Regions from separate parts of the Homo sapiens genome. Here regions 1, 2, 4, 5, 6 and 7 are each linked to region 3. The links are chromatin loops, found by intact Hi-C in ENCODE. Cell type or tissue: heart right ventricle. All regions are shown on one strand. Links, peaks and the distances in the headings refer to the core of each region. The heading gives the core; the rest is flanking DNA. Region 1 overlaps PCYOX1L (prenylcysteine oxidase 1 like). Region 2 has its middle 2.7 kb from the start of AFAP1L1. Region 3 has its middle 14 kb from the start of CSNK1A1. Region 4 has its middle 12 kb from the start of MIR145. Region 5 has its middle 11 kb from the start of ABLIM3. Region 6 overlaps IL17B (interleukin 17B). Region 7 overlaps AFAP1L1 (actin filament associated protein 1 like 1).

Region 1 (4,333 bases), core at 1-4,000, 200 kb after region 3:
ATGACTGCTCTCTACCATCTGGGGACTTCTCTTCTTTATATTGTTGCATTCCTCAATCTTTGCATAAGGAAGAGAATGGCTAATTCCTCTAGGTGCCAAGGAAGAGCTTCCCTCTTCCTACAGCCTCGCATGTTTCTTTTCCCACTGGTTGCCAGGAAGCTTGGAGATATGGTGACGACTATTCAGGCACACATCTCTTCCTTGGGTCCTACCACAGTCATCTCCTCCAATATGCAGTGATGTTGACAGGCTTGGAGATGGTGACTAGGGAGTTCTGAACTAGGTACTTCAAATCCATCAAGTCCACAGTAACCAGGAGCTATGATCATTTCTTAGGTTTTCTGATCTTCCCTTCTACTTTATTTGTAACCATCTGGTTGTAAATGTTTTCTTGTAGGTTGCCTCAATTGATTGTCCATTGTGGGAGTAGGTAGTGAAAAACAGTAATAAAATAAGACTCATAGTTCTCTGCCTTATATTCCCTCCCGTAGTCTTCTGGTTTCTAGCTAAGAAACCAAGTCTGAAGCACCTTGTGAAGATGAACTTTTTTCTTCTTAAAAAAAATAAATAAAACAAATATACTGGCTTGGATTTCCTTCTCTTTTCTTACTTTCCCCCTTAAAAAAAAGCAGCAGCCGCCGTGTGGACCCTTAATATAGGCAGACAGTAGGTCACCTGGAGATGCTTGATACATGAGGGGTCAGAAAGAAGCCTGGTGGGCGAGCATGGCTTATTCAGTCCTGGGCTGCTGTGGGATGATCCATCTTCAGTGGGGGATGAAAGTTCCCAGGCTCTCCCTAGAGCCCTCACAGTTCAGTCTTGACCTTGTGCATCAAATCTTTTTGATCAATCTTGTCTAGGTCCTGGTACCAGCGGTTGTAAGCCAGCAAGGCCACATTCTTGGCAGCCACGGCCATCACCTCCACGGAGCTGGCCGCCCACTCCAGGGCATTGAGGTAGAAGAGCTGGTCATGGAGTGCAAACCTCGGGAGCGTGGGGCGGGAGCCATAGAGGGGATGGGCCTGCCACTCAGCTGTCTGCACTGAGTAATAGGAACGGAACAGGGTCTTTAGCTGGGTCCGAAAGAGGGGCTTGGGGGACTGGACTCGCCAAACAGCTGCCTCCTGGGGCTGCTTTCGCCGGAAGCTGGCAGAGATGTTGACAGGGCAGATGTTGTCCAGAGTGCAGAAGAAGCTGGGGAAATCTGTGGTAAGGATGTTGGCAAAGGGGAAAAGCTTAGGGTCTGGGAAACCGAAGTAGGACGAGTTGAGGTAGCCGTGGACCAAGGAGACGACGGTGGGCTGGAAAGAGCCCTGCACGTCATCAATGGGCGGGTGGAAGCCTGCAAAGGTTAAGTTGCTGCTGCTGTTGTCCAGGTGCAGGGGGGTGGCGATGACCACGATGTCATAGAAGTCAGAGCTGTTGCCTACCTCATTCTCATACGCCACCTGGTACAGGGCTTTCCCCTCTGGAAAGAAAAGAGCACAAAAGTCAACTTTCCCTTGGCTTCTACCCACTGAACTCCCTACTGGGGTCCAGCATTGAGGTACAACGAGACCCTGGTGCTCAGGGTGCAGCAGGGCTGTCTAAATGGTGGGTCCTGGCCTCTCCATGCTGATGCGGCTGCAGAAGAAGCAAGGGGCATGGAGTCAGGAGACTCAGTTTCTGCTCTGCTTCCGCCGCTGGCCAGTTGGGGGAGCGTGGGCAAGGATGTCATTCAAAGTCCTCATCGGTCAACAGAAAAAGGCTGGGTCGATGGAAGTCTCAGCTTTCTGGCTGACATCTGAATTGGGGAAACAGCACCCTCTAGTGTCACCTGGCAGGGTTGGGGCTTCTCAATGCTTTTTCGGAAATACTCCCCAGGGGGATCACAGACCAGGGCTGAGGTACAAAGGAGGCAGAAGTGTCTGTCCACTGGCTGGGAATGGCATGCCTGCCCACTCCCGCCCTGTCTACTCACCTGTGCTGTGCAGGGTCACAGAGGTCACTGTGGCATGGATCACATTGGCCTTGGTGAGCTTCAGCAAACCGGAACAAACCAGCTTATTGCCTCCTTCCACAGACCACAGGCTGCCTTGGGCCCCGGCTAGTGACATGGCTCCTGGGCAAAGCGGGAAGTGGGTGCTGATAGGTTGTCAGGGCCGTGGGGCAGGAGGGCTGGGGAGTCCAGTACTATTCGACTGGGCCTCCCTGCCAGAGCAAAACTCTCCCAACCATGGGCATGGGGAGATGGCAAACATACAAGTAAGTACAACAAAGTGCACAATGCTATGGGGGGAAGACACTGTGCTCAACGAAAGAGCCAGCTCCCAGAGACCACATATTGTGAGGTCTATTTATGCAGAATGCCCAGACTAGGCAAATCCACAGAAACAGAAAGCAGATCTGTAGCTGCCCAGGGCTGGGAGGCCGGGGGGTGTTGGGGAGGTGAGGGCTAAAGGGCAAGGGGGTTTCTTTCTGGGGTGATAAAAATGTCCTAAAATTGATTGTGGTGATGGTTTTAGAACTCCGAATGTGCTAAAAACCACTGAATTGTGCAATTTAAATGGGCGAATTATATGGTATGTGAATTCTATATATCTCTACACAAAAATGCTATGAAGGAGACACACAAGATACTGAAAGAGTGAGCAAGGAACACTGAGGGGACACTGAGGCAGGGCCTGAAGGCTGCGAAGGAGCCAGCATGTGCAGAGCCAGATGAACAGTATCGAGGGTACGAGGGAGGTGCTTGTTATTGTAAACCTTTGCATTCATTTATTTAACAAAAATATACCCAGTGCCTAGTATGACTTAGGCACTGTTCTGTGTTTGCAATGTATCAGGGAACAATAGACAAGGATTCCTGCTCTTGTGAAGCCTACATTCTCCACTCCTGTGGTCTGTGCTAGCAGACAGTGAGCTACACACAGGCCCAGCCACTCCCGTGAAGAGCTGGGAAGAGGAGGTGCTCTCACAGTGGCTCAAAGGCCTCAACAGGGCAGTTCTTGAAACCAAAGTGTAGAGAGCAGAGCATTATCTCAGCTCTAACATTTACACACATGCAAGGGATTATGAAGCAATTGGGAGTGGTAGAAACACACTGGACCTGTGATCTGAGCCTTGCTTTCACTGTCTGTGAAGTGGGGTGATACTATCTCCTGCCAACTCATGGCCAGTCCCAGAATCAGGCAGGATGGGGCAGCAGAGTGCCTATGTGACTGCAATGAGCTGGATAAAAGTGAGGTTATTATGGGGACCCCCAGCCCATTCTGAGCACCTTGGGTGGAGGAGGGGCAGGTGGGCAGGCCAAGGGTTGGACGCTTACCTGCAAAGGCGGGCATCGCTGCTGACTGGCCATAGCTGGCCCGCAGGACAGCAGAAACGACATCATCAATAAAGCGCTGCGTGACGCCCACCTGCAGCAGGGACTCAGCCACAGAGTGCTGGGTCATGTTAACAAAGGTGGACTCCCCCAGTGAGTAGAGCAGCTCCTCCACACCCGAGAAGGCATAGCCGTGGGCCTGGTACTTATAGATCCTAGAAGACACATAGAGCTGGAGTCCTTGTGCAGGAAGGCTTTTTGCCTGACCACCTGCCCCTGGGTTATAGTGCCTGGGAGGCCCACCAGGAACCCATCACTTCCTCTACATGGAGTGGTGGCAGAAGAGGCTGGTCATGTTCCCTGGCACCTGTTCTCTGACTGTGGCGGGCCTGTCCCACCTAAAGGGAGTGTGAAGGTATGGAATCCTTCTAGGCCTGGCTTCACATCACGGCTGTGCTGAGTAACAACTGTATCACTGCTCTGAGCCACTCCCTGCCTGAGGTCATAGTTCATAACCCTTTCTTCACCCAGCTGGGGCTACGGCCCACCCCTGCTGACACATCTCCTTCTCCAACAGTGTCGGTTCTGCCACAGCTTCTAGGACCTGATGACACACTGCAACTTCATGCTGATACTGTCACCTTCTCTGCCAGTCCAGCCTGTCCTCTCCTCTCGCTTCATCTGACAGGGCTCCCACTCACCCCCAGGCTCATGTCCTGTCGCTCTATCACTCATGCAATCTCACTAGCATGGATTGGAACCATCGATGGATTTCCTGACTGGCTGGCCTTTGAAATGTTGCCCATTCTAGGGCTTCTTTTGTAAACATGTTGAGTTTGGTTATCAATAGGACACGAGATGGAGGTGTCCAGAAAGTTGAAATGTGGGTCTGGAAGTGAAGAGGAAACTAGGGCTGAGAGGGAGAAGTCATTTCCCATAAAACGTAGAAGTCAACATTATTGGTCTGGATATAATTGATAAGGGAGAAAAATATCAGAAAGAGAGGTAAGGAAATAAGCTTTGGGTGAC
Region 2 (4,406 bases), core at 222-4,221, 300 kb after region 3:
ACCTTCTAAGCCAGACAGTGGGCCCGCGGCGATGCCGGTGCAATGTCAGTGGTGTTGCGAAAGAGGAGTTAAATAATAACAAAGATCTTCAGAAAGAAAAGCACCTGGGAAAGGGAGAAAGAGAGGCTTGCTGAAAGGTGGGCAAGGGCTTGGGACACTTTCAACTTTTGAGGTTCCTTGTGTACTAAAACGTGAAAACATAACGAGGATCTGGGAGAATTCAGAAAAAGAATAGAAAAATGAGTAACACGTGAAAACATGCAGAACAGGGTGATAAAAAATGTGGAAATGAATACTTTTAGCATACAAAATACAGTGCAATATAAGTGTACTTTTCGCAAGATTGTAGAAAATATTGCTATGACCAGTGTGGAACAGTAATGGGATCTAAGTTTAAAGCTGTATGAAGAATGTCAACTTCTTCACCTTATTAGTATATCCCTGTGAAAATAGGTCTCACTCATTTATACACAATATCAAATGTCTGACTTTAAGACCCTTCATAAAGTCCAGGACCAATTGTTCTCCTAGACACTGCTCCTCCCACCATGGGCCAGGCCATGGTTTTCAGCTTTGAGCTGACCACTGTTCCCTACTTAGAACATTCTGGAACAGGGAACAGCTACCACAGAGGTATGGAGGCAACAAAAGGCCTGGGAAAGACCCTCCTGTACTTTCCTGGACTGGGAATATTTTCTTTTCTTCTTTTTTTTTTTTCTTGAAAAGTCTCCCTTTGTCGCCGAGGCTGGAGTGCAGTGGCGCGATCTCGGCTCACTGCAACCTCTGCCTCCCGGGTTCAAGCAATTCTCCTGCCTCAGCCTCCTGAGTAGCTGGAATTACAGGCGCCCACCATCACTCCGGGCAAATTTTTGTATTTTTAGTAGAGACGACGTTTCGCCATGTTGGCCAGGCTGGTCTCGAACTCCTGACCTCAGGTGATCCACCTGCCTCGGCCTCCCAAAGTGCTGGGATTACAGGCGCCAGCCACCTAGCCTGGCCGGGAATATTTTCTCTATTGCTTTTATGGGCAAATTAAAATTAACATTTTCTTAAAATATTGCATCAGTAATTTAGTGTGTGTGTGTGTGAGCACTCAGACCAAATGTGATGTTGTGAACAGTGTATGAAAACTTGTGCATGGCTCTTGTTCTGTTAGTTTGGTGCAAAAGTAATAGTGGTTTTTGCCACTGAAAGTAATGGCAAAAAACGCTATTACTTTTGCTCCAATCTAAATACTACATAGTATAATAACTTTTCGTCAATGAGGTTTTCTTGCTCATCTGTGCTATGGGAAGCCTCATACTGTAAGTCCTCACAGGACTGTTGGTAGGGCAAATGAAATAATACAAACCCACTTTATAAACCACAAACAGCTATAAAATATGAGCCATTATTATTTTCTGAGTTCCTTTTTGTTGCTGTCCCCTTTTCCAATTTGAAAAGGTCAGTTTCAATTCTAAAGCAGCCAACCAACAATTTACCAGTGGATTAAGTTTTAAAAGTTTATTGTTTGAACTCTGAACACTTGGAAACAAGGCCATAAATTGTATTTTATTTTATTTTTTAATTATTATTATTATTATTTTTTGTATTTTAGTAGAGACGGGGTTTTACCATGTTGGCCAGGATGGCCTCGATCTCCTGACCTCGTGATCCACCCGCCTCAGCCTCCCAAAGTGCTGGGATTACAGGCGTGAGCCACCGCGCCCGGCCTCCCATAAATTGTATTTTAAGTTCTCAGGCTAGCTCACTAATTCTTCTAAAAACATAATATTTCATTTGAAATAATTTAGAAAAACAGTATGAAATGTTACTATTGCAAAAACAGACGGAGGCTTTTGTAAATATTTTTATTTTTATAATGTTTAAAAAAATATTTAAGATAGAGACAAGGTTTCACTATGTTGCCCAAGCTGGTCTCGAACTTCTGAGATCAAATGCTCCTCCGGCCTCGGCCTCCCAAAGTGCTAGGATGACAGGCATGAGCCTGTAGAGATGTTTAGAGAACTTTCAGAAACTTTCAAGGACTTTGGAGATATATTCAGAGAATTGGAACGAAAAAGTAAAAAAGGCTAAGGAAAATGGAATAATTTATGGAGTGGAATTAACTGAGCTGTGGTCTGGGAAGGATATAGAAATGGGAGAACACAGTCTGTGCACAGTTCTGAGAATCAACAAAAAATTGTTGCTGGCAAGGTATAGGGGTTCTGGTTTAAATAATTACCCATAATGTCCACTAGGTGGCAATGTTGACTAGTTGTCTACAGCTTGGTTGCTGTCAGAGTAACTGAGATGGATGAAAAAGTTATTTGCGGGTTTGGACAAGGAATAACTTTTTTTTTTTTCTGTATGTTTCCTTTAGTGAGTTCTATATTCCTCATAAAAACTAACAATCCACACTGCCCATAAATTCGCTTAGGCAATATTGATTGCACTCTGTGCAAGTTTCTATTGAGAGAAGAAATGCTAAGTAGGAATGATTCTCACCCTCAGGGAATCTACAATCTAGTAGAGGAGACAGACATGTATAAAATAATATAATATAAATTATTGTATGAAAAGTACCAGAGGAGAAATAAAGTGGTCTTGGAGTCCATCAGACAAAGTAAGACTTTTTTACTAATCATGGAGGCTGTAATGGATGACAGATATTTGGAAGGCAGGCAACTGAGAATGTGTAATGAGGAGATAACATTATGGGCAAAGAGCAGTGAGAGCAAAGACATTGAGCTCAAAGGCAGCAGGACGTGTCTGTGAAGCAGTTCAGGTTGGCTGGATCGTGGGTTATTGGGGGATAAGCATCAGGGCAAGGATAGGAATGAAGGTTGTGATACCTGCTTTTCTCTTCCCCTTTCCATTTCATTTTGAGTGCAACTCTCTGGCAAGGATTTTTAGAATCTGCCTCATATCTTCCTTTTCACTACCTACTTTGCTGACTTCCAAGTTTTCCAGGTTTGCCTGGATTTTGTCTAAAGAATGCTATGTGGGGAGCTCCAGCTCTGTAAGAAGGTATCAAATTTAGCCTTAGTGAACAATACCAGGAAGAAAGCTTTCAACTCCCTCCTGCTCCCTGTCTTGTGAAAACAAATGATACTCCCTAGTCTCATTCTTCGCTTATCAGGTGGAACTGGGAAACCCTGGGAAAGAAAAATTTGGAGGCTCAGGACTATTTGTTCCAGGGAGAGAAATATACTCTAGCCTCCTAACCTGTCACCTTACCTCTAGGGACTGTTTCCACCATGGCCAACAGAGCGACCATTCCATGATCCCAATCAGACCGTGCAACTACCCCCTTAAAAATATGTGATGGCTCCCCGGGCCCTCAGCGGAGAGTCCAGATTTCTTATTATGGTGTTTGGGGTGCCTTCTTCACTGAGCCTGCAGTGATCTCAGGAGACTTCAGGAAGAGTAAGAAAAACAACAGATGGGTGCTCAGATCTGGGTTCCTAAGTCAACTTCATTGCCGTGTGAATCTCAGTTCTTCCACTGGGTCAATAGTACATAATTTCTTATGTGCTTCTTTACCTATGCTTCCCTGTCCCCCACCAGACTGCAAATGCTGTGAGAGCGGGCGCTGTCTTACTCATTGCTAGATCCTTAGAATCTAGCACAGTGCCCAAACACCTAGTAAATGGTAATAGTATTTGTGGAATGAGTCAGTGAAAACATACTCAAGGGTGTGTAAGGCCTGCCAGTTTTGGCTTCTATTAATGCATGTGTCCTGGGGGTCCCATTTGTCCTCTGGGATTGTCGTATTTGCTTATTTATTTGCAGGGGGAAATGAACTTGTGACCAGGCCTTCTGGAGACATGCTGCTGTGCTGCCCAGCCCCTGTGTGCTGCTGTGGATGTGTGGCTTCTCCTTGGCTCAGGGCCCCTCTCCCATGCTCCTTTGTGTGGGGTGATCCCCAGAGCCCTCTGATCGGGTGTCTGCCTGATGCTGGCTGCAATGAAAACCTCTCTTGTTCCACTTAGCACAATGTTGCCATTATAGCCCCTATCCAGGGAAATGACACACGTCTGCTGGCCCACCCTGGGCCCCGGAAAGCAGATAGAGATCTCAGTGGCTGTTTCTGGGAGAAAGAGAAAGAGTTTCATGGATGGATGAAAACTCCTTCTTCCCATGCGCCTTCAGGTTTCTGCTCCAGGGCACGGGGCTCCTACTTGCATGGAGGCAACAGGGCTCAGCTTCCACAGTTGTTAAAACCAAGCCCAGTGGTTGTGTCTGAAGGAAAAGGAGCTTTTGTTTTATGCTGAAATGCTGCATGAAGCTTACTCCATCCCTTTGGATTCTTCTCCTTAAGCGAGATCTTAGGCTCCTGAAGCGAGGCTCGTGCCCTGAAGCACCTACAGGGCCGGGCAGGGAAGGGTGTGCAGGAAGCAGGCCATGCAAGTGGAGGGGCCACA
Region 3 (4,406 bases), core at 231-4,230:
AATACCTTGCCACACATTACTTATTAACAAACAAAGGGGAAATGGTAACTTTGAAGTGGAATAACTTTGTGGACACCACCTTAACCAAAAGATAAAAGCTAATGTTATCAATACTGAGATATGCTGGGTTGGCATAATGTAATTTTTGATATGATGCAAAGGAAAGGACACAATGTTATTTCAGAGGTATTCCTGCCAAAAAGTATAACCTGAATCTCATCACGTACAAACAAAATAAATGCAAATTAAAGGACGTTTTACAGAAAAACTGGTTTGTAGTTTTCAAAAATGTCAAGATGAAGAAACATAAAAGCTGAAAATTCCAGATTGAAGGAAATTAAGATGACAAGAAATAATACAATGTTTGATCCTGAATTGAATCCTGGACTGGTAAAAAATATAAATCATTATTGAGACAATCAATAAAATCTGAATATGGACTATGGATTAGACAATAGTATTGTATCAACATTAAATTCCTTGATTTTGATAAATTAATACAGTTATAAAGAAAACGTCTTGTTATTGGGAAATATACACTGAAGTATTTAATGAATAAGTGACATGATTATATATATAATTAGAAGAGATATATGTACACACATATATACATATAAAATTGAAAGTGGGGAGTAGAATGACATGTAGTTCTCAGTGAGATAACGGTTCTGTTGGATTGACAGAGAAAGCTATAACCATTAACAAGTGAATAAACTGGTCCTTGTCACACACTGGAAGGACAGTGAACTTGAAATTTCATGTCCTGGCTCCTCCACTTACTATCTTTTGTAACTTTGGACAAGTTAACTAGCCTGTCTTAATACTTAGTTTCCTCATTTGTGTGAGCTGGGTATAAAAATCTGGGGTGATAACGATACCCCCAACATAAGGTTTTTTGTTGTTGTTGTTGTTGTTGTTTGGTTGGTTTTTTTGGGGGGGAGGATGGGGGGGTTGAGACAGTCTCGCTCTGTCACCCAGGCTGGAGTTCAGTGGCACAATCTTGGCTCACTGCAACTTCTGCCTCCCAGGCTCAAGTGAATTCTCCTGCCTCAGCCTCCCGAGTAGCTGGGATTACAGGTGCCTGCTACCATGACCAGCTAATTTTTGTATTTTTAGTAGAGACAGGGTTTCATCATGTTGGCCAGGCTGGTCTTGAACCCCTGACCTCAGGTGATCCACCCACCTCAGCCTCCCAAAGTGCTGGGATTACAGGTGTGAACCACCTCGCCTGTCCCACATAGGGTTTTTGAAGGTTCAATGAGTCTAAACTTCTTCCAAAGCCATAGATAAAATAGAGTTTCTGGGCCAGGCACGGTGGTGCAGGCCTGTAATCCCAGCACTTTGGGCGGCCAAGGCGGGTGGATCACCTGAGGTCAGGAGTTCGTGATGAGCCTAACTAACATGGTGAAACATTGTCTCTACTAAATATAAAAAAGCCAGGCGTGGTGGCACATGCCTGTAATCCAAGCTACTTGGCAGGCTGAGACAGGTGAATTGCTTGTACCTGGGAGGCGGAGGTTGCAGTGAGCAGAGATCGCACCATTGCACTCTAGCCTGGGCAACAAGAGGGAAACTCTGTCTCACAAAAAAAAAAAAAAAAAAAAAAAAAAAAAAAAAAATTAGAGTTTCTGACATTACAAAGCTAAGACCAGATTGTGGAATCACATGTCCTCACCAAGTCATGATGACCATGAAAGGCCCTGTCTGATCAGTAGTATAGTCTAGATCTAGGCTGTAAACCTCATAAGGGCTGGGGCTATCTTTTTTGTTCTTCATTGCAGTCCTGGCACTTAGTGCAGTGACTGGTCCAAAGTGGTATTCAATAAATAAGCCCAGTGCTTACAGCCTTAGAGACATGCCTCATGGCTATCATTGCTGGTGGCCACCTAAAAGGCTAGGTATATTTCAGTGTCTCTTGGTAGCCAGTATGCTTTTGCCCATTCATAAATATATGTTGTATAGTAGATAGTAGCACTGATCTGGAAATCTGGAAAACTGGCTCTGCCATTATTTTGACTTTGTCCCCTGCTGCCTATGCCTGTCACTCATTAAGCCACAAAATATTTACTAAATACTTATTACCCAGTGTGCTAATGCTGAGGACACAATGCAGATATAACTATAACAGGACTTATTCTCTGCTGTCATGGCTCATCGGTCCACTGGGAGAAACCAGTTTATAGCAATTATAATACAGTGAGATGGCACTATACTAGAAGGAAGAACAGGGTGCTTTGGGAGTAAATAAAAGGCCCCGTTTTTCTTATCCTGCATACATGAATTGATGTGCCCTAATTTGGTCCTTTTCATTTACCTTGTTCTGAAAGCACCACAGGTTTGCTCAATCTCCTAACACTTGCCTGGCTCCTCAAATGTTATTTTGGCCTCCTTGACTGTAGCTCCTTGCTGGGTATTTAACATCTGACTGTCCAGATTCAGCTTTCTGGCTGTGCCTGATGCTAGGCCACAGAAGGCTGGCTAGAATAACAATTACTGATCATATCCTCAAGATGGCAGCATTGTATAATCATTAAGATCACGATGTGCCATGGGTTCATTAACATACCTTGCTGTGCCATACCATGGGATCTACTAAGAGGATGTCTGGGAGTTGTTTTGTTTTTTTGAGAGAGTTTCACTCTTGTTGCCCAGGCTGGAGTGCAATGGCGCGATCTCGGTTCACGGCAACCTCCGCCTCCTGGGTTCAGGCGATTCTCCTGCTTCAGCCTCTTGAGTAGCTGGGATTACAGGCATGCACCACCACGCCCAGCTAACTTTGTATTTTTAGTAGAGACGGGGTTTCTCCATGTTGGTCAGGCTGGCCTCGAACTCCTGGCCTCAGGTGATCCACCTGCCTTGGCCTCCCAAAGTGCTGGAATTACAGGCGGGAGCCACCGCGCCCGGCCGAGGATGTCTGTTTTTATATCTTCCCTTAATCTTGAAAGAGATGAGCAGTTTCCTTCCCAGGGTGTTTTGTAGTCCTGAGATGCATAAACGGGAGAAATGAAAAAGCAGGTTCTTTGGAGTAAGAAAAATTTGAGTTCAAGTACAAGATGCAACCTTGAGTCATTTAGTGCACCTGGGCAAGTTAAGTAAGATATCTGGGCTTAAGTTGCCCTATCTAAAATTTAAAACAATGAAATTATTTTCCCAATGAAATTTTTTTATGATATAAGATAACATACGTAAGACTAATATTGTATAAAGCACTGTATAAATATTAAAGCACTTTGGGAGGCTGAGGCAGATGGATTGCTTGAGGACAGGAGTTCAAGACCAGCCTGGTCAACACAGCGAAACCCTGTCCATCTCTACTAAAAATATAAAAATTAGCCAGGCGTGTTGGTGCATGTTTACAATTTCAGCAACTCAGGAGGCTGAGGCATAAGAATTGCTTGAATCCAGGAGGCGAAGGCTGCAGTGAGCCAAGATCGCGCCACTGCACTCCAGGCTGGCCGACAGAGTGACTCTGTCTCAAAAAAAAAAAAAAAAAAAAAAAAAATTTAAACTAATTATTACCTATGCGTGGGAAAATCAATCAGTGTAGATGAAAACTCAAACTCAATATCTTCACGTTGATTAGAAGAAAGGTTCTAAAACCTTTAGAATAATCTAGAAATTTTTATCTGTTTCCTATGACACATCTGAAAGTCTACAGTGATGACCTTGTCAAAAGGAATCTTCTACACGAAGATACCAGAAGTGGTCGTGTCATAGTTGTTACACTTTCTTATTTTTGGCTTTGGACAATAATTGTAAAGTTTCTATTTCAGCTGAAAGCTTGTCTCCCTCCCCCAGGAAGGTTAGAGAAAGTCACCTTTGGCTTGAATTGCCTAATAATAACAGCAGCAGAGTATATTTCTAAGAGGTTTATGGCCTAAACAAAGTGCTCTCACATATCCTATATCAACTAGGGCAGAAGCTATGGCAATCAATGATACAGTGTAGGACACAAAAAAATACAGGCTAAGAAGAATGACAGAACTTGAAATCCTAAGCCACAAATCATCAAAACATGGCTTGCATATAGGTTAGAGGGGGCTAGAAGGTAAGTAGAAAGAGTCTTAAGTCTATCATTTGCCTGGCCTACAGAACACACACAAGGAAGCAAGATTTAGGAGCTCAGATCAGGTTCGGAGTCTGACAGGAAGCAAGAAGGGTGTAGAAAGGCTGGTGGGTAGCTAAGGTTTAAATAGGTCAATTGGCTTTAGAATCTGACAGGGAAGAGGCAGAAGAAATGAACACTGATGAAGCAGGAATAAGCAGCATTGTCTAGGAAGGATGGCTGGTGGGGACAGGAAGACAGAGGTGAGTAACCGGGATCAGACAGCTGGATCAAGGAACTGGACAGCACACCAGGAACTGCTGGGTTTGAGATTCAGACACGATGAAGATGGGTGCTGACT
Region 4 (4,406 bases), core at 214-4,213, 120 kb after region 3:
TTGGTTCTTGCAGAGCTGTAAAGAAATACCTGAGACTGGGTAATTTATAAAGAAAAAGAGGTTTAATTGGCTCACGGTTCTGCAGGCTGTACAGGAAGCATGATGCTGGCATCTGTTCAGCTTCTGGGGAGGCCTCAGGAAACTTACAATCATGGCAGAAGGGGAAGGGGAAGCCAGCACGTCTTACATGGCAGGAACAGGAGCAAGAGAGAGAGGGGAGGTGCTGCATACTCTTGAACAACCCAATCTCGTGAGAACTCACTTACTCTCATGAGAACAGCACCAAGGGGGATAGTGCTAAACCTTGCATGAGAAATCTCCGTGCATGATCCAATCACCTCCCACCAGGCCCCACCTCTGACACTGGGGGTTAGATTTGGGTGGGGACACAGATCCAAACCATATCATCACTCCCTGGGTGTCTTATCTGAATAAGGCCCTCACTGAGAAACTGTGCTGGGCTGTGTTGGGACTGAGGGTCAGATGGGTAGAGCATCAAGACTAGGACTCTGGAACAATGAGACAAGGAACTCTGCTTCAGCACTGGAGGGTCCTGGGTTGCTGGGAGTTCATCTCGAGGAAAGACAGAGGTAGAGCCAAGATGTTTGCTTGGCAGCCTGACCGATGTCGGGGAACACCATTTGTGAGGCAGTCATTTGAACTGCCTTCAGCCCAGCCCCCTTTCAGGCAGCTGAAGGGAGACCAGAGACTGGTGCCCTAACCCCCCAAGCAGTGGTGGGCATGGTGGCAGGGGAGAAGCCCTCTCACAGCCCGCCTTGGGACAAGTAGAGAGGCCCACAAGGGCTGAAGTGCCGTTGACAGAGGCCAGGAAAAGGTGGCCTGGGGCAGGGGCTCTGAAATCACAGACCACTGAGTACTTCTGGGCTTAGAAGGCCCTGGGCCAGGAGAAACCGGGGTTAAGATTTTAACGTCTCTACCCTCCTCTGTTTTTCTTTTTCATTATCCTGCTTCAATTGGGCTTTGCCTTTCTAAACCATCTGAAATCCTTTTCAGAAGTGGGTGGGAGGCACATCAGATGCCTGAGAGCTGGGATTATCCCTGGAACCCCGGCAGGAGGCAGCGGAGCTGACAGTGCCCCCTCGGACTGCACCCGACCCACTCCAGGAAGGCCTCGAGTGTGAGTGCATGAGTGTGTGTGTGTGTGTGCGAGCATATGGAGGGGTGTGTGTGTGACTGTGTGAACATATGTAAGTGTGTGTACACGAACACTTGTAAGAGCTGTGTGAAAAATGAATGTGTGTTAGTGTATGAGAGTATGAGTGTGTGAGTGTTGTGTGTATACATAAGTGTGGGCGAGTGTTCGCGAGTGTGCAAGCTGTGTGGAAATGGGTGAGCTCTGGTTTGTATGAGTGTGTTGGTGTGAAAGGGTATGACTGTGAGCATGAATGTGTATATGTCTGTGTTAGCATGTGAGTGTGAGTGTATCTGAGTGTGTGAGTTTGGGGTGATTTGTGTGAAACGTGTTAGCATGAGTGTGCATGAGAGTGTGCATGTGTGAGAATGAGAACATGAGCGTGTGTCTGAATGTGAGTGCTAGTCTGTCCTCCTCATGGCACCACGGTGATCTTTAGAAAACGTACTGGTATCGTTCACTACCTAGTGGAAGGCGCTGCAGGGTGCCCACTGCTCCTAGGACCAGCCCATGCCCCTGGTGGCGGGGACTTGCCGTGGCTGATGGGGCTTCTCCTCCCCAGCCTTCCTCAGTCCTCAGTACCCTCCTTCCATTCCCCAGAGCTGGCCACAGCTGGTTGAAAGCAGCCCCAGGACAACTCTTCCTGGGGGGCAGTGCACAGGCCAGGGTGTCAGGGCCGGATGCTCTGGGACTGGAGAGTGCGGGGGTGTCGGCCGCCCAGGGGTCCAGGACAAAGAGAATGCTAATGTGCCAGAGGTACCTCTGAAACTTTGTCCTGACAACAGTGAGGCTGAAAAATCCCCAGGCCTTGGCCTTGGCCTTCCACGACTGCCAAGGTCACAGGCTCCCTTTCACTGGGATTCAGCCTGGGAGGCTGGAGACGCGCTCTCTGCTGCCCTCTTCTGGGCACCTGCCGCCTTGCGGATGCAGAGGGAAGCCAAGCCCACTGGCCCTGCAGAGCAGCTTCTAGTTTTGTGCGTGGGCACAGGGCTGCAGACGAGCCAGGCTGGGTGCTTCCCAAGGCTAAGGATAGGGGTTCACTGATGCTTGATGCTTATTGCAGGTCTGACACTTGGTAGATGCCCCCACAAAGGGAAAATGAACACACGGATTGGTTGAGGTGGTAATCAGAGGGGAAACTGAGCCCCAGAGAAGGCAACTTTGAGTTTGTTCCACAGGCGGGACTGGAACCAGGCCCTCTGGGTCCCCAGGGCTTGCCCAGCTGTGGCGTCATTGGGGCGTGAGTCCTGGCCTTTTCCTGCTTGCTATGAGCAGAATTTCCCAGGTGACTGGGCTGCCCCAGGAGAAATTGGAGGCCCTCCTGTTGGGGCAACTGGGTCAGGCTGGGCAGCGAGGGGCTGGAACCCAGCCTCCCTCAGCTGGTGCCCAGGCTCGCCCTGCCAGATTGTGCTGAGTTGGCCCACGCCTGGGCGGAAGATGACACGGACGCAGACACGCCCGGGAGCCGGAGGGTAGGGGGGTGCCCCAGATCCTCCTCTGGGCCTACCCCCTCTGCCACGCCATCATTACCCCCCAACAGAGGAGGATGTCAAGGTTCATAGAGGCTGGCGTTGCCCAAAGCCGCAGCCCCGGCATGTCCAAGCCTCTCTCCCTGCATCCCAGAACTTGCCAGTGAGTCCTGCTTCCTTCCTCCAGCTGCACAGGAGCTCCTCCGTGCCCTGCGCTGAGATGCGACCCCTTGAGTCTCATCCCGGGGCTCCCAAACAACAGCTGGCCTCATCTCTTCTGGTCACTCCATGTAGAAAAACGGAAGACACAGACACGCAGAAAGAAAACAAAATCACCTGAGACGCCCCTGCAGTGATCAGCCGCACCCCCAGATAAGCTTGTTAGCCCTGCCCTTGGTTGAGTTTAAATGGATTCTTCCCCTGCTACTGACTCCAGGACCGAATCCCCTCCCTAACGTCTCTGTGTGGCCTCCCCGAGTCCACCTTCAACCCTGTCTGAGCCAAGACGCCCCCATCCTGGCCTCACAGGCCCAGTGCCTGACCCTCTTAAGCTTCCCCTTCTCCCACCACACCGTCCTCAACGATGGCTCAGGAAGCGGGTGGGCCGCAGGGACCGAGATCCCACTTCTACATGAGACGACTTGGTCAGCGACCCCTGCTCTAAGACCTTCCGTGGCTCCCAGGCCAACAGGAGAAGGTTCAGATAGCTCAGTCTGGCATTCAAGGTCTCACCTCACATGGACCCCTCCACCCTGGTGGCCTCCAGGAATGGTCTGCCTCTTTCTGGGTTGGCCTCCCTTGATCGCTTGGGAGCTGTGTGAGAGCAGAGCTCCATCTACTTTATCACAATATCCCCAGGGCTTACCCCAGGCCTGCACATAGTAGGCACTCAGTAAATGTTCGCTGAAACCAAAGGGAGCTGCTTTGATCAGATCAATTCAGTCTTGTTAATAACAAGAAGCAGCACTTATTCAGCAGGCATTATGTCCAGGTATTGTGCTAAATGCACTCTAAGGATTCCCCACTGAGTCCTTGGAACTGCTCTATAAGGTGGTGCTACTGTAATGCACGTTTTCCAGATGAGGGAACTGAGGCCCACAGACACTAAATGATTTGATCAAAGCCATATCCAGGATTCTGATCCAGCCCATACCCACTTTTTTTTTTTTTTTTTTTGAGATGGAGTTTCACTCTTGTTGCCCAGGCTGGAGTGCAGCGGCATGGTCTCGGCTCACTGCAACCTCTGCCTGCCGGGTTCAAGCAATTCTCTTGCCTCAGCCTCCCAAGCAGCTGGGAATACAGGTGCTCGCCACTACACCTGGCTAATTTTTGTATTTTTAGTAGAGACAGGGTTTCACCGTGTTAGCTGGGCTGGTCTCAAACTCCTGACCTCAGGTGATCCTCCCACCTCGGCCTAAAGTGCTGGGATTACAGGCGTAAGCCACCTTGCCTGGCCCCTACCCACTTTCCTAGACTGTAGGGTTTGCCTGCCTGTGCCCATCTGTGTGTATGCTAGGGGTCTGCCCCCTTTTTGTCTCCCTTTTACCCACGCTTCTCTGTCAGGACCCAAAGCGCCCTTCCATTCCTCTCTCTCAGGCTCAGCCCCAGGGCCAAGGCAGTGCAGGGAAGGGCTGAGTGCCTGAGGCTGCAGGGATGGGCTCTTCAGAGAACAGGCGCACATCTGCTGTTTCATGTGGCTGAACAAGATCCAACAGGCCGATTTTAGGTAGCAAACCTCAGGTTCCTGAAATGAGCTTGAACTGATGCAGCATTCAAGAAGCCTG
Region 5 (4,406 bases), core at 144-4,143, 440 kb after region 3:
GACTACAAGACAGTAGGATTGCTCAGCAATGGCATCATTGACCTTGTGAGCAGGATACATCATTGTTATGGGTTTTGTCCTGTGCATTGCGGGATGTTTAGCAGCATCTCTGGCCTCTACCCACTAGAAGCTAGTAGTCAGTTGTGACAACCAGAATGTCTCCAGATATTGCCAAATGTCCCCAGGCAGGCAAAAATCTTTCCTGGTTGAAAACTGCTGGAAGACAGTGAAGAAAATTAAAACAAAACAAAACACAAAATCCCCTCCTCGGCTGGGTGCAGTGGCTCACGCCTGTAATCCCAGCACTTTGGGAGGCCGAGGCGGGCAGATCACGAGGTCAGGAGATTGAGACCATCCTAGCTAACACGGTGAAACCCTGTCTCTACTAAGTAAAGTACAAAAAGTTAGCCGGGCGTGGTGGCGGGCGCTTGTAGTCCCAGCTACTCAGGAGGCTGAGGCAGGAGAATGGCGTGAGGCAGGAGAATGGCGTGAACCCAGGAGGCGGAGCTTGCAGTGAGCCGAGATCATTCCACTGCACTCCAGCCTGGGCAACAGTGCAAGATTCTGTCTCAAACAAACAAACAAACAAAAAAAATACCCTCTTCATGCTCTAAGGCAATGATAGTGTTGCATATGTGAGACACACATCATATGTGATGTGTGATATATGATGAGTGGGAACTCAAAATCTCATTTAATTAAGACAATTCTTGGAATGACTTAGAAATCTGGAGCTATGGAGCGATCACTCTTCAGGTATGAGATTAAACAACAGGTATGGTTTAGGGGCCATAGATGAACAATATGTGTCTTTAAACTCTAGAATTACCCCCCATGGGGAGAGATACTCACTTAATAAAAGGCAAGAAATGGAAAGGTCAGTATTCCACTGTTCTCATCTCATGCCTGCATCCAGGGAGAGAAATAGCAGAGGCTAGATGGTGACATAGGCTCTGGACTTAGAACTCAAAGTATGGCCCATGGACCAGCTGCCATTATGTCACATGGGAGCTCGCTAAAAAATGCAGAAACTCAGGCCCTGCCCCAGTCCTGCAGAATCAGAATCTGCATTTTAATAAGATTCTCAGGCAGCTTGTTTGTACTTTGAGGTTTGAAATGTAGTAGCCTACGGTGTTAACATGCACTTCAAGAATTGAGAACTAGCCTGTGGTATTTAAACGGTTCCCTCACTTTTGCTGACTGTGCATGTAAGTGTGTGGATGACAAGTTTGCTTCACTTGTTTGCATAACCTCTATAAGAATGTGGTTCTGTGTAGGTTGGAAGCATCCTGGACTTTCTTATTAGGCAGGGTTGCCGAAGGTGGAAGTGAGGTATGGGAGTAAAGGTTGTGCTGTGGTGTGTGTGTGTGTGTGTGTGTGTGTGTGTGTGTGTGTGTTATCTCGTAAGTTTTAAAATATGAAGCTACTATGTGTAATTCTTCCTCTGTTCATTCCCCTCCTGGAATGTGTGAGAAACCCTATCACTGCCAATTATTATAAATAAGGCTTTAGAGATGTCACTTGACTGCTCTCAGACAACACATTCCTCCCGTACACGAAGGTGGACCAACACCTACTTTGCAGACATGGTGTAAGGATGCAATGAATCCATGACTTCGGACAGGGACTTTCTGTACGATTACAGGTTATTTGTTATCATCATAGACGTGAGGAATCAAAAAGGTTACTGCAGATTATGTTCTCTGTAGTCCAAATGCCCTGCAGATGCTACCCTCTGCTGGCTTGGCAGTGAAAGTTTAAAGAAGCTTCAGAGGATTAAGAAAGGAAACTCCGGCATTGAGGACCCCTAAATTCTATGCCTTATCCCTCATCCTTGTGAAAGGGAGCTTTGAGGTAGTGTTTGCCAATATTTCAGCTAATCAGAATCACCTAGGACATATGAATAAAATTTCCAGTGATCCTACCTTCAGGGATTCTGATTCACTGGTTGAGCAAGGTCTGAGAATCTGTGTTGTGTTAATGTGTCCCAGTGATTTGCAAATGCACTCGGTTTCACTGGCCCATGTGTGTTTTCAAAGTGTGGTCCTATGATCATTTCCTGACTTGCTGGCTGATGTGGATGTGGCCTAAAATAGGATAGGGAGTGAAACAAGTAAGGGACCAGTACCTTCCAGTTGTGTATTAAACACCACATACCTGGACTTCTGGATGCAGATCTGGGGATACCACTTGGCTAAGTGGGACTTAGCCAAGGTCTTCAGAGGAGCAAGACCAAAATAGTACAGGGACTCAAAGCTACATCATATAAGAAATCGGGAAGCAATCGAATGGGGAAATGTTTTATTTGCTCAAAGCATTGAAATTTATCAATAAAAACACACAGGAAAAAGAACGAGAGAGACACTATTTTTTAATTATTAAAATAGATTATTAGGCTGGGCGTGGTGGCTCATGCCTGTAATCCCAGCACTTTGGGAGGTTGAGGCTGGTGGATCACCTGAGGTCAGGAATTCTAGACCAGCCTGACTAATATGATGAAACCCCCTCTCTACTAAAAATACAAAAATTAGCCGGGTGTGGTGGCGTGCACCGGTAGTCCCAGCTACTTGGGAGGCTGAGACAGGAGAGTTGCTTCCTTGAACCTGGTAGGTGGAGGTTGGAGTGAGCCGAGATCACGTCACTGCGCGCCAGCCTGGGTGACAGAATGAGACTCCATCTCAAAAAAAAAAAAAGAAAAAAAAGAAAAAATAGATTATTAGACAATGAAGCCAAATATCATAAAGTTAAAATTAATTGAGTATGTAACTTCATTTTTTGTTCCTAAGTAAACAGCCTTTTAAAATGTAAGTCTATGAAAATGCCAGCCAGTTGAGAAGCAAGAGGCAAAAAATGTAGCCAGGCTGCTCTTGGTCTGAGGCAACTGAAAGGAATCCTTCTGATTATCTCTGAGGACAGGCAGATCTGGTTTTGCTTGGAGGTATTTCTGTGTACACTTCTTGGCTGGAACTGAGATTTTATCTCTGTTGTGGGTGGTAGGCACATTCTGCTTTCCTGGGCACCTTTTTCTATTCCTCACCTTGCAATGTCCAGATGCACGGATGGCACCTGAAACCAGCAGAATGGGATACAGTCATGCTCACACACCAATATTAATAACAAAACCCAAACACTTGTAAATGCCTCTTTTAATCCTCACAGCTATTCTGTGAGGTAGGCCTTTTAATTCCACATTTAATAGTGATATTTTTCTACATAGGAGTAAATATGCCTAAGGTAATATATCTTGAAACTTACAGAACCAGAATTTGAATGGAGAGCTCTGACTCCAAATCTAATAATCTAGTTTATTATTAAGAGGAAAGAGCACACTGAATTAAGGGCAATATTTTTGCTATCCTATCGGCCAATAGTTTATTTTATCAATTTTCCTGTGCAAACCAGAAGACAAGTCCAAGGACAGGGTGGGGGTCAGGTTGGAAGGTATGTGCCTCTGTCTGTGATCTGCCCTTGGGTAGTCTGTGTGGGCAGCAGAGTGCACCTTCAAGAAGTAAGAATCAGGAGGGGGCTCTGTAAACGGTTGACTCTCTACAGAGAACATGGGTTGGGAAGAGACGTGTGATCAGGGAGAAGATAGTGCAGAGACCATTTCTGCAGGTAATGACATTCATGGAGGATGATTCAGATAGCACCCTGTAGGGGCTGTAACCTGCCGGCAGCGCTCTATGGGGGTCACTAGGAGGCAATGGGAGATGTGGAATCTTCAGTTATTGGAATATACTTGTTGCAGAAGATATAATATCACTTGATTTCCTTCCTCTACTTTCCAAGACACTGTGGACATTTTACTTGGGGTGGGGAACTGGTGATACAGCAGCCTAGAATGAGAGGCCCCAGCCTCCCTTCCATGAGCACCTCCGATACTTTGCACTTAGCCATGCATTTCTCCTTCCCCTTCTCTGCTTCCACCTTATTCTTTTGTTTATTCACATATTTACACGTTTGTAACGACACATTCAGGAATAAATTATTGTTGTGAAAACTTTGGATAACACAGGGTACTTTAAAAAAAAGAACGTCTCTTTTCCCCTTACCGCATCTCATCGTCCTCCCTCATCCAGCCAGTAGAGGGCAGGGATGTTGCTTGCTCTGCGCCCTGCTGGGTTCCCCTCAGGCTTCCATGGAGAGGCACTCAGCGCACATTTGCTGGGGGAATAAATGCATTGAAATCACCAGGCTGAGGTGATTCCTTTTCTATACACACACAGACACATACATGTAACTGGGATGTTTTATTTTCATAAAAAGCGTCATAATGTATGCATTGCATTGCCAGTTTCTTTTGCTTCTCTGTCTTCTCCTTCCCCTTTTTCTTCTTTGTGTAATATGTCTTCAGGCTGTTTCTTTGACTCTATGAATACCTACTTCATAGAGGTAGGTCTTTTTAA
Region 6 (4,000 bases), core at 1-4,000, 190 kb after region 3:
CTCAGTGTCCCATCTGGAGAGTGAGGGAGGGGGACTTTGATTCTATTCTACGTTTCTCCGAGTGGAGAGCCAGAGTTTAAGAATGCCCTGTGAGAAACTCTAAAGAGAGAGCCTATTGTTAGGGAGACATTTTTTCTGCACTAGAATCTAGGACCAAAAAGGAAGAATTTAGCACTTGAATCTCTGTTGCAGATTTTGTGCCAGCAAATACCTCTGCCAAGAGGGGCTCTGCTGAAACTTGTTTCCTAGGGTCAAGACTTGCTGGGTAGCCTGGATAAAGCAGGCATGGGCCATGGGGCTGTGGGGCTGTGAGGTGAGGCATACAGGGAACATATGGAGCCTATCTCAATTTAAGAGGAGTCAGAGGTGCCTCCATCCTGGGAGCTCTGCCTCACACGCAGGCACTGTCCCTTCTCTCTGGATTCCTGGGGAGTCTGGCTTCTGCCGGGCCTGAGTCCTCTTCCTTGTGAGCCAAAGGCTTTCCTGATACTCTGGTGCTGGGAGGGAGAAGTGGATGGCAATGGGTGAGGGTGTGTGTGTGTGAGGAGGGCTTGGGGGATGGCTGGAAGAGGGAAGGCTCAGGGGAGAAGGGCAGTGCAGGCGGACAGGACATCCTTAGCCCATAACTTGCCCATCTCCCCAGCTTCATCTCATCCCCTCTTCCTCCCACCCACTCTTAATCAACATTCCATTCGATTCAGCAAAGTTCTTTTTTCTTTTTTTTGAGAGGAGTCTCGCTCTGTCGCCCAGGCTGGAGTGCAGTGGTGTGATCTCGGCTCACTGCAAGCTCCGCCTCCCGGGTTCAGGCCATTCTCCTGCCTCAGCCTCCCAAGTAGCTGGGACTACAGGCACCCGCCACCACACCCGGCTAATTTTTTTGTATTTTTAGTAGAGACGGGGTTTCACAGTGTTAGCCAGGATGGTCTCGATCTCCTGACTTTGTGATCTGCCCGCCTCGGCCTCCCAAAGTGCTGGCATTACAGGTGTGAGCCACCACGCCCGGCCACAGCAAAGTTCTTAACCAGTTCAAACCTCCTCTCTCATCTTCCCCCAACCCACCCCTCCCACACCTGCAAGACTTCAACTCCCTCAGCCCATGCCTGCCATGCCTCACCTGACATGTCCCTTCCCCAGAAAAGTTTCCCAGGCCATTGTCCCAGCACAGCTAAGCAGGAGGCCCCACTCTTCTCCAGCCACACCCTGAATGGGCCCATCCTGGACTTGTCGCTAGGGAGACTTGGGTGTTTGTCTTCTTGTTCACTGTCTTCCTTCTTAGACATAAATGACAGAAGGGCAGCGATGGGGACAGCCATTCATTTACTCAGTGAGTGTTCACTGAATGCATCACGCAGACACGGGAGATATGACAGTGTGTGGAAACTGACACGTGCCCCCACGGAGTCCATGCTGAGTTGGGGGCAGACACATAAAAGAATTGTATACACAAACTTTAAGATTGAAGTCATGCAAGAGGTGTGTGGGTTATGAGAGCCCAAGAAAGTCCAGAGGCATCCCTAAGAAAGCGATGCTAAAGCTGACACGAGGGGTGGGAAGGTGTCCAGGAGGTGAAGAGGCAGAATGCTGCAGGCAGAGGCTGTGCAAAGTCCCTGTGGCAGGAAGGAGCATGCTGAGTGTAAGACTGAGAGAAGACCAGAGGCTGGAACACACAAGAGAGAGGAAACAGGGGGTAATCTGAGGAGGGAGAGCTGGGGGATGGTAGGCAGAGTCAGACCTGAGCCTGGGAGACCCCTAAGAGCAATGGGAAAGGACCATGGACCCCAAGTCTTGGCCCAGATAGAGACTTGGCTCTCCCACCTTTGACCTGTGGCTTTCCTCCCCAGCTGTTTCTTCTTACCATTTCCATCTTCCTGGGGCTGGGCCAGCCCAGGAGCCCCAAAAGCAAGAGGAAGGGGCAAGGGCGGCCTGGGCCCCTGGCCCCTGGCCCTCACCAGGTGCCACTGGACCTGGTGTCACGGATGAAACCGTATGCCCGCATGGAGGAGTATGAGAGGAACATCGAGGAGATGGTGGCCCAGCTGAGGAACAGCTCAGAGCTGGCCCAGAGAAAGTGTGAGGTCAACTTGCAGCTGTGGATGTCCAACAAGAGGAGCCTGTCTCCCTGGGGCTACAGGTAGGCTGGGCAGTGGTGGCAAGCTGTCTTTGGGGGGTGGGGACCTTTCCTGTGCCCCAGTCATTGTAATGGTTAAGATCTCAGATTCAGAGGTCTGGGTGCTTGGGTTCGAACCCTAGCTCTGCCTCTTACTTGCCTGTGAGGCTTTGGGCAAATGGATTAGCCTTTCTGGGCCTCAGTTTCCTCAATGTAAATGGAGGCAACAGTAGTACCTCAGAGTCTTGTTAAGTGAGATATCCATGCAGAGCACTGCCCTCATTGTTCTTCAAGTCTCCATGGAAGTGCCTGCAAGGCTTTCCCCAGATGTCACTTCCTCTGCTCTGTGGGCCTCGGACGCCCTTCTCAGGTGTGGCGCTTCCATGCGGTGTTCCAGTCTGTCTCTTATGCTGGACCTGGGCCTTCCCAGTGCCGGCATCAGAATCACCTAGGGATTCCCATGCCCAATCCAAACCTCCAGCGGTGAGGCCCAGGAAGTGCTATTTCTTATAGCTCCACGTGATCAGGGCGCACAGCAGGCTGCGATTTGGGAATCAAGACCCATTGCCCTGGATAACGATGGCAGCAGCGTCCTCTCTTGGTTGTAGCTCCGCTTCCTTGCTCAGTGCCTGACCCATAGTAAGGACCAAAGATGAAGGAAAGGGCTGACCCTGAGGTCCTCACTCACAAACCCAGGCCAGAGATTTTTCAGCCACATGACATATACCCTGAGACTCTAGAATAGCACTGTTCACCAGAACTTTCTGTGATGATGTAAAGTCCAGTATGGTAGCCACTAGCCTCATGCAGCTACTGAGCACTTGACATGTGGCTACTGTGACTGAGGGATTAACTTTGATTAATTTTTTTATTTTTTGTTTGAGACAGGGTCTCACTCTGTTACCCAGGCTGGAGTACAGTGGCATGGTCTCGGCTCACTGCAGCCTCTGCCTCCTGGGCTCAAGCAATCTTTCCACCTCAGCCTCCCAGTAGCTGGGACCACAGGCATACCTGGCTGATTTTTTTTTTATTTTTTGTAGAGACAGGATCTCACTATGTTGCCCAGGCTGGTCTCACACTCCTAAGCTCAAGCAATCCACCTGCCTTGGCCTCGCAAAGTGCTGAGATTACAGGCGTAAGCCACCATGCTCAGCCCGATTAATTTGACACATGAAGCTAGTGGCTACTGCATTGGACAGTGCAGCTCCAGAATGTGACCATTGGAAGGGTCGGTAAAGATCCTCCAGAACGGAGCTTTTCACATCTGATTGTGCCAATGAATCACTCAGGGATCTGATAAAAATGCAGCTTCAGATTTAGGAGGTTCTGCATTTCTAGCAAGCTCCCAAGCATAAGGTGATGCTAATTCTACATGTCCACAGGTCCAGTTCACCCACTTCCTTGTCCCGTATTTAGCAGATGGGGAAACCGAGGTGCAGAAAAGGAGAGGTCACAAAGCAAGTCCCTGTATGCAAGGCTCCCTGAGAGCACCAGGAGGGAACTTGTCTGCTTTGTTCATCAATGAATACCTAAAATCTAGGACAGAACTGCTCATGTGGTGAGCATGTAAGTGTTGAATGAATGGAGATTAAGTCAGAATAGAACCCAGACCTCCTGACTTCTTTGCCAGTGGAAATTAGGCATCAATAAAAATAATCCACACTTTATTTCCGTGGATTAAGTTTCCCAACAATATAAACACAGTGGGGGTGGGGCAGGCAGAGGGAGGCCTTAATCACTTGAGCCTGGGGAGGCTGATGCTGCAGTAAGCTGTGACTGGGCCACTTCCACCCTGGGTGACAGAGTGAGACCCTGTCTCAAATAAAGGAAACACATGAGGGCCCTAGGTGGTAGAGGGCTACTCCACAATCCCCACAGCGCAACCTAGTACTG
Region 7 (4,406 bases), core at 192-4,191, 250 kb after region 3:
CTCATTCCAGCTTACCAAGGAAGCGGAGCTTTCCTTAGCTCCTCCCTTCCCTCCCAGTGCCCAGGGCTGGACTCAGCCTCTGAGAGGGATGGAGACAGGAAAGGTCCTGGGCAGGTGTGGCCAGTGCAGCTGACACTTACAGGAAGGAGTTGCGCCCAGCACTGACGATGCTGGTTAAGGTCTCCACATCCACGTAGTCATAGTGCAGCGCCTCCGGAGTGACTCTGGAGCCCATCTCCACCAGCAGCAGCCCGAGCCAGCGACCCATGTCCTCTGAACAGCTTGCCTGAAGGACAGGAGGCAAAGATGGAGTTCATTTTCCTACTGTCAGGGCTCCTGGAGACCTGTTGACTTCAGCCAAACCCAGAAATATTTGTAAGTACTGACTACGTACCCGATACTCGGGTCAAAGAGGAATAAGATTATAGCACACATCCAGAAATCCAAGAGGCTCCCTTCTTCCATCTATTCAGGTTTCCAATCAAATGTCACCTCCTCAGGGAGGCCCTCCCTGATGACCTCTCTAAGACAGAGGCCTCCCTGCCCTCACTTTCCATTCTCAGAGCCTTCCCCAACCATTAGAATATAAAACCAACATTTGGGTGTTCTCTGAATTTTTTAAAAAATATTTACTTTTTATTAGAAGAGGCCATTTCTCATATAACTTAATCAAAATAGTTTCTTGTGTTATAGTTGCCAAATAAGTACAATACTGTGTATAGGAAAATCTCCAAGAAGTTGCCAGTCAGCTAAACACGGACTTATGTTAATTCTCATTTAAAGAGCATCTTATAAAATTAAATTAGCACACAAATGCTAAACTTGAATACATAAAGCACACTTTTTGCCAGAAACCTTCGTGTATAAGATAAATAAGAGACCTATCTCAAACTACCAAAAATAAAAGTGAGTTACGGAGGCGATATTTTTTGAAATTTAAGAACTGAGAGAGGCAGGGGGTCTTGGGCAGAAAACAAGACCAAGAGGTCAGATTCTAGGACAAGACTAAGAGACCACTGGCCCTCTGTGGACCCCTGGATAAAGCATGTGGCTGCCCTGGCCTCAGTTTCCTTATCTGTAATGGCAGAAGGTAGTTTTCTGTTTTCCTGTAGTGTTAACATTTTAAATTCTAAATTGCCAAAGGGTTGCCATGTGGAAGAGAGAGTCCACGTATTCTGCATGACCTCAGAGAGGAGGCTAGTGCCCGTGAGTAAGAAGGACAGTGAATCGGTGAAATGAAATCACACTTCATTCACTCATTTGTTCAACAAATATTTCTAGAGCCCATAGTATTCTAGTGCTGGACATCATGCTGAGTTCTGGAAAAACAAAAGTATGCAGAATAGGCCTAATTATTGCCTTCCTGGAGCTTAAAGATTTCAACTCAGTATGGGGAAAATCTTTCTAAAATTTGAATTGCTCAATGGGAGGGGCAGTGGACCTTCTCCTCCACCAGAGGAGGGTACTGGTGAAAAGTCTTAGAGGGGATTCCAGAATCTGAATGGTTAGACCAGACTAAATGCCTTTCAGGCTTGGGATTTTAAGGTAAGGGAGAAAAAACAAACCTTGGTTCTGGGGCTGCCAGATTTAGTGAATAAAAATACAGAATGTTTTGTTTAATTTGAATGTCAGATGAACAATGAATAATATTTTAGTATCAATAAAGCTCCAATGTTGCGTGGGACATGCCTATTTTATTATGAAAACATTTCAGGTAATGTTCGTGGCTTACCTGAAATTCAAATTAAGTGGGTGTCCTGTGTGTTGTCTTATAATCTACTTGGGTCACCTGACAGGAGTGAGGCTTGCTTTCCTTCCCCTTCAGTCCCCATGGTGTCAGTAGCAAGGGCTCCCCCAAACAAAAACATGACACTCAGGCCAGAGTCCCCAGACCAAGAGCCACCCACGTCCCACCCTCTCCTCTCACCTCCAAGATGGCCACCTCCTGCCGGTTGCGCAGGATCCTGAAGGCAAATGGGTGTCGGGGCCCAAAGCCCGGGGCCACCTCACAGCCTTGCAGGGCGATGGCGTTCACATGGGTTCGCAGGTCCATGTGATCCTTGTGGAAATACAGAGTGTTGCACTTCAGGCGGCACCAGCGTTCCTTCCAGCCCTGGTTCACCAGCACGTTCAGGTAGCCTGGAGGAGACAATGGTGTGAGGTTCCCATAGCCTGCCCTGGGACAGCATGGGGACGCAAGGCGGCTCCATGTGTCTGCTGGAAAGAAGGCCTCGGGGTCCTGGTCAGCTCTCTTTCCCCTGTGACCTCAGGGTGACCTTGGGTGTGCATTTCTCTGAGTTTGTTTCTTAGCTGTGAAACATGGACTGATAATGGCATTCCTACATCTCTGCACAGCCTTTGGGCCACACCAACCTTGATGAAAAGGGCAGGAACTACTGCATATGGTGTATAAAAAACACAACTCTTTTGCCTTTTCTCCCCAAATCAAAACTGTTACTGAAAGATGGAAAAGAATGGATGATGCTGACACCCAGTGGCAGCATGTGGGAACAAAAATGTCTCACCCACATAATCTTAAAATTGACCAAGGCACAGCTGCTGTGTAGCTAATGACCCACAGGTTTAGAATTCCCTCTTAATGTTTTAGATTTAAATTTGCCTATTTTTACCATAACGCACTCTGATTCACTAATTACAAAATATTTCTTTGTAGCCATATATTTATTTATGTATTTATTTTTTGAGACTGGGTCTCCCTCTGTCAGCCAGGCTGGAATACAGTGTCTCTATCACGGCTCACTGCAGCCTCAACCTCCTGGGCTCAAGTGTTCCTCCCACCTCAGCCTCCCAAGTAGCTGGGATTACAGGCATACACCACCATGCCTGGCTAATTTTTGTATTTTTGGTAGAGACAGAGTTTCACCATGTTACCCAGGCTGGACTCAAACTCCAGGGCTCAAGTGATCCTCCCTCCTCAGCCTCCCAAAGTGCTGGGATTACAGAGGTGAGCCTCTGTGCCTGGCCTTGCCATGTACTTTTATAATATTTTTTTCAGGGTTAGAATATTACTGCATATCCAAAATATACGATTTTTAAAAACTGGATTCCAGTACATGGAACGCTACATTTACATGAGCAAAATAATGTTTTCACCTTCAAATCACCTTTAATTCACATTGAATGCATTTTTAATAAAAAGTACCTAAATATTTTTCTCCAATAAATTTCCCTATAATATGGGTTGTTACTTATAAACCTGGCACGTTCTATGCTGGAAAATAAGATACCCCTGTCTTGTTATCGTGGAGGAAACTGAGAAACTGAGGCCCAGGGATGGGCAGTGATTTGGGCTACGGTCACAGGGAGCATAGAAATACAGTGGTCAGCTGGCTTTTCCTTTCGTTGAGTGTCAGGGCCTCTGGGAAGGAAAGTGATGGGAAGGCCTAGAGTGTTAATGGAGTGGGGCTTAGCCTCCCAGTAGGCTTGGATTCCCTCCCCTGCCCTGGGGGTGAGGTGGACGAGGCATGAGGTCTCCTGGCCTCAGCCCCCAAAGCCCGCGCACACAGGACCTGAGCACCCTTCCTCCCCGTGCCCTGGACCCACCACAGCAGGGAACCTCCTCCTCGGTGGAGGACGTCTGCAGGTCATCGGCCAGTGTCTTCTTCTTGGAGAAGCCAATGATACGGGTGATCTTGCGGCCCGCAGCCCTGCTCATTGAGCCCTTCAGTTCTGCCAGGCTGCTCTTCTTCCCTTTGCCTGTTGGGGAAATGGGTCAGGGGAGTGGAGGGAGCCCTGAGTCCCACCCATCCTTAGTCTTCCTTGTGGCCTTTTCAGCCTGCATACAGGATGGGCCTGCAGCTCCAGGGATGGCAGGCCAGGTCACCTTACCCAGGTCTACAGAATGGTCAGAACCTGCTCTGCCGCTGTGTGCCCATGGGCAAGGCCCGGCCCAGTTCCAGCATTCCCCAGCCTGAGCCCCCAGAGGCTCCTACCGTGATCACAGGTCTCCCGGCGGCCAAGGGTAGAACAGTTGTCACCCACACCCACGCTGTCAGAATCTGAGGTCTGCTTCTCTTGGGACAGCCTCTGAGGAGGGACACAGGCAGTCCCTCATCAGAGGGCACATTCAGAAGTACCCAAATTTCCCTTTATTGGTTCAATCTCCCTCCAACTCCCCCAGCACATGATAATTAGCTAACAAATGTTTGTCAGCAACTATCCTGTGCCTCATACCATACCAGGTATTGAAAAGACAACCATGACTTAGATATGGTTGTGTCTTTGGGCAATTCACAGTCCATTTGGGGAGGGAGGCAATTAATTATAACACTTTGAAATGAATGTCTTAGGAATTTGGACTGTATTTGGCAGGTGACAGGGAGCTGGGAAAGTATTTAAGTGGAACACTCATGTAATCCAAATTGGTTTAGGAAGTTACTTCCAGT

Evidence for each region. A loop is a pair of places that touch in the nucleus more often than their neighbours do. Peaks named below come from ENCODE experiments on the same cell type or tissue, not always from the same donor. Only the 100,000 strongest peaks of a DNase experiment are listed, where the experiment ranks them.
Region 1: it touches region 3 in a loop (5-fold over the local background); 54 of 110 quality-filtered maps call a loop at or near these places.
Region 2: a loop joins it to region 3, with 6 times the contacts of the local background. A loop is called at or near these places in 18 of 110 quality-filtered maps.
Region 4: a loop joins it to region 3, with 8 times the contacts of the local background. A loop is called at or near these places in 107 of 110 quality-filtered maps.
Region 5: a loop joins it to region 3, with 5 times the contacts of the local background. A loop is called at or near these places in 29 of 110 quality-filtered maps.
Region 6: it touches region 3 in a loop (6-fold over the local background); 93 of 110 quality-filtered maps call a loop at or near these places.
Region 7: a loop joins it to region 3, with 4 times the contacts of the local background. A loop is called at or near these places in 41 of 110 quality-filtered maps.

What each region holds. Positions count from the first base shown.
Region 1 is chr5:149,365,128-149,369,460 of GRCh38, reverse strand. It overlaps PCYOX1L (prenylcysteine oxidase 1 like), which reads right to left. Exons shown (of 6, transcript NM_024028.4): 4 at 3,308-3,519; 5 at 1,961-2,101; 6 at 1-1,468. The coding sequence ends at 807. Among named protein-coding and RNA genes, the nearest start is that of PCYOX1L, 9.2 kb to the right of the region's middle. RefSeq lists enhancers at 879-1,742, 1,899-1,978, 2,069-2,118, 1,743-2,607 and a silencer at 2,861-3,155. In heart right ventricle, for the core only: CTCF peaks have their summits at 1,599 and 1,804 (motif pointing left); a DNase peak (open chromatin) is centred at 1,810.
Region 2 is chr5:149,266,989-149,271,394 of GRCh38, reverse strand. No RefSeq gene overlaps it. Among named protein-coding and RNA genes, the nearest start is that of AFAP1L1, 2.7 kb to the left of the region's middle. In heart right ventricle, for the core only: a CTCF peak has its summit at 2,248 (motif pointing right); no DNase peak of the experiment used is centred there; H3K4me3 peaks cover 89 bases; H3K27ac peaks cover 4,000 bases.
Region 3 is chr5:149,563,043-149,567,448 of GRCh38, reverse strand. It overlaps a transcript of ARHGEF37 not described here. Among named protein-coding and RNA genes, the nearest start is that of CSNK1A1, 14 kb to the right of the region's middle. In heart right ventricle, for the core only: CTCF peaks have their summits at 2,308 and 2,515 (motif pointing right); a DNase peak (open chromatin) is centred at 2,728; H3K4me3 peaks cover 337 bases; H3K27ac peaks cover 2,398 bases.
Region 4 is chr5:149,440,354-149,444,759 of GRCh38, reverse strand. No RefSeq gene overlaps it. Among named protein-coding and RNA genes, the nearest start is that of MIR145, 12 kb to the right of the region's middle. RefSeq lists enhancers at 1,931-2,748, 2,749-3,566. In heart right ventricle, for the core only: CTCF peaks have their summits at 1,853 and 2,053 (motif pointing left); a DNase peak (open chromatin) is centred at 2,059; H3K27ac peaks cover 2,449 bases.
Region 5 is chr5:149,127,901-149,132,306 of GRCh38, reverse strand. No RefSeq gene overlaps it. Among named protein-coding and RNA genes, the nearest start is that of ABLIM3, 11 kb to the left of the region's middle. In heart right ventricle, for the core only: CTCF peaks have their summits at 1,751 (motif pointing left), 3,872 and 4,071 (motif pointing right); no DNase peak of the experiment used is centred there; H3K27ac peaks cover 489 bases.
Region 6 is chr5:149,374,867-149,378,866 of GRCh38, reverse strand. IL17B (interleukin 17B) reads left to right here. Exons shown (of 3, transcript NM_014443.3): 2 at 1,842-2,131. Among named protein-coding and RNA genes, the nearest start is that of IL17B, 2.4 kb to the left of the region's middle. In heart right ventricle, for the core only: no CTCF peak of the experiment used is centred there; a DNase peak (open chromatin) is centred at 2,138.
Region 7 is chr5:149,315,462-149,319,867 of GRCh38, reverse strand. It overlaps AFAP1L1 (actin filament associated protein 1 like 1), which reads right to left. Exons shown (of 19, transcript NM_152406.4): 10 at 3,954-4,047; 11 at 3,565-3,717; 12 at 1,928-2,139; 13 at 141-286. Among named protein-coding and RNA genes, the nearest start is that of GRPEL2, 28 kb to the left of the region's middle. RefSeq lists enhancers at 1,544-2,096, 2,097-2,651. In heart right ventricle, for the core only: a CTCF peak has its summit at 2,502 (motif pointing left); no DNase peak of the experiment used is centred there; H3K27ac peaks cover 3,777 bases.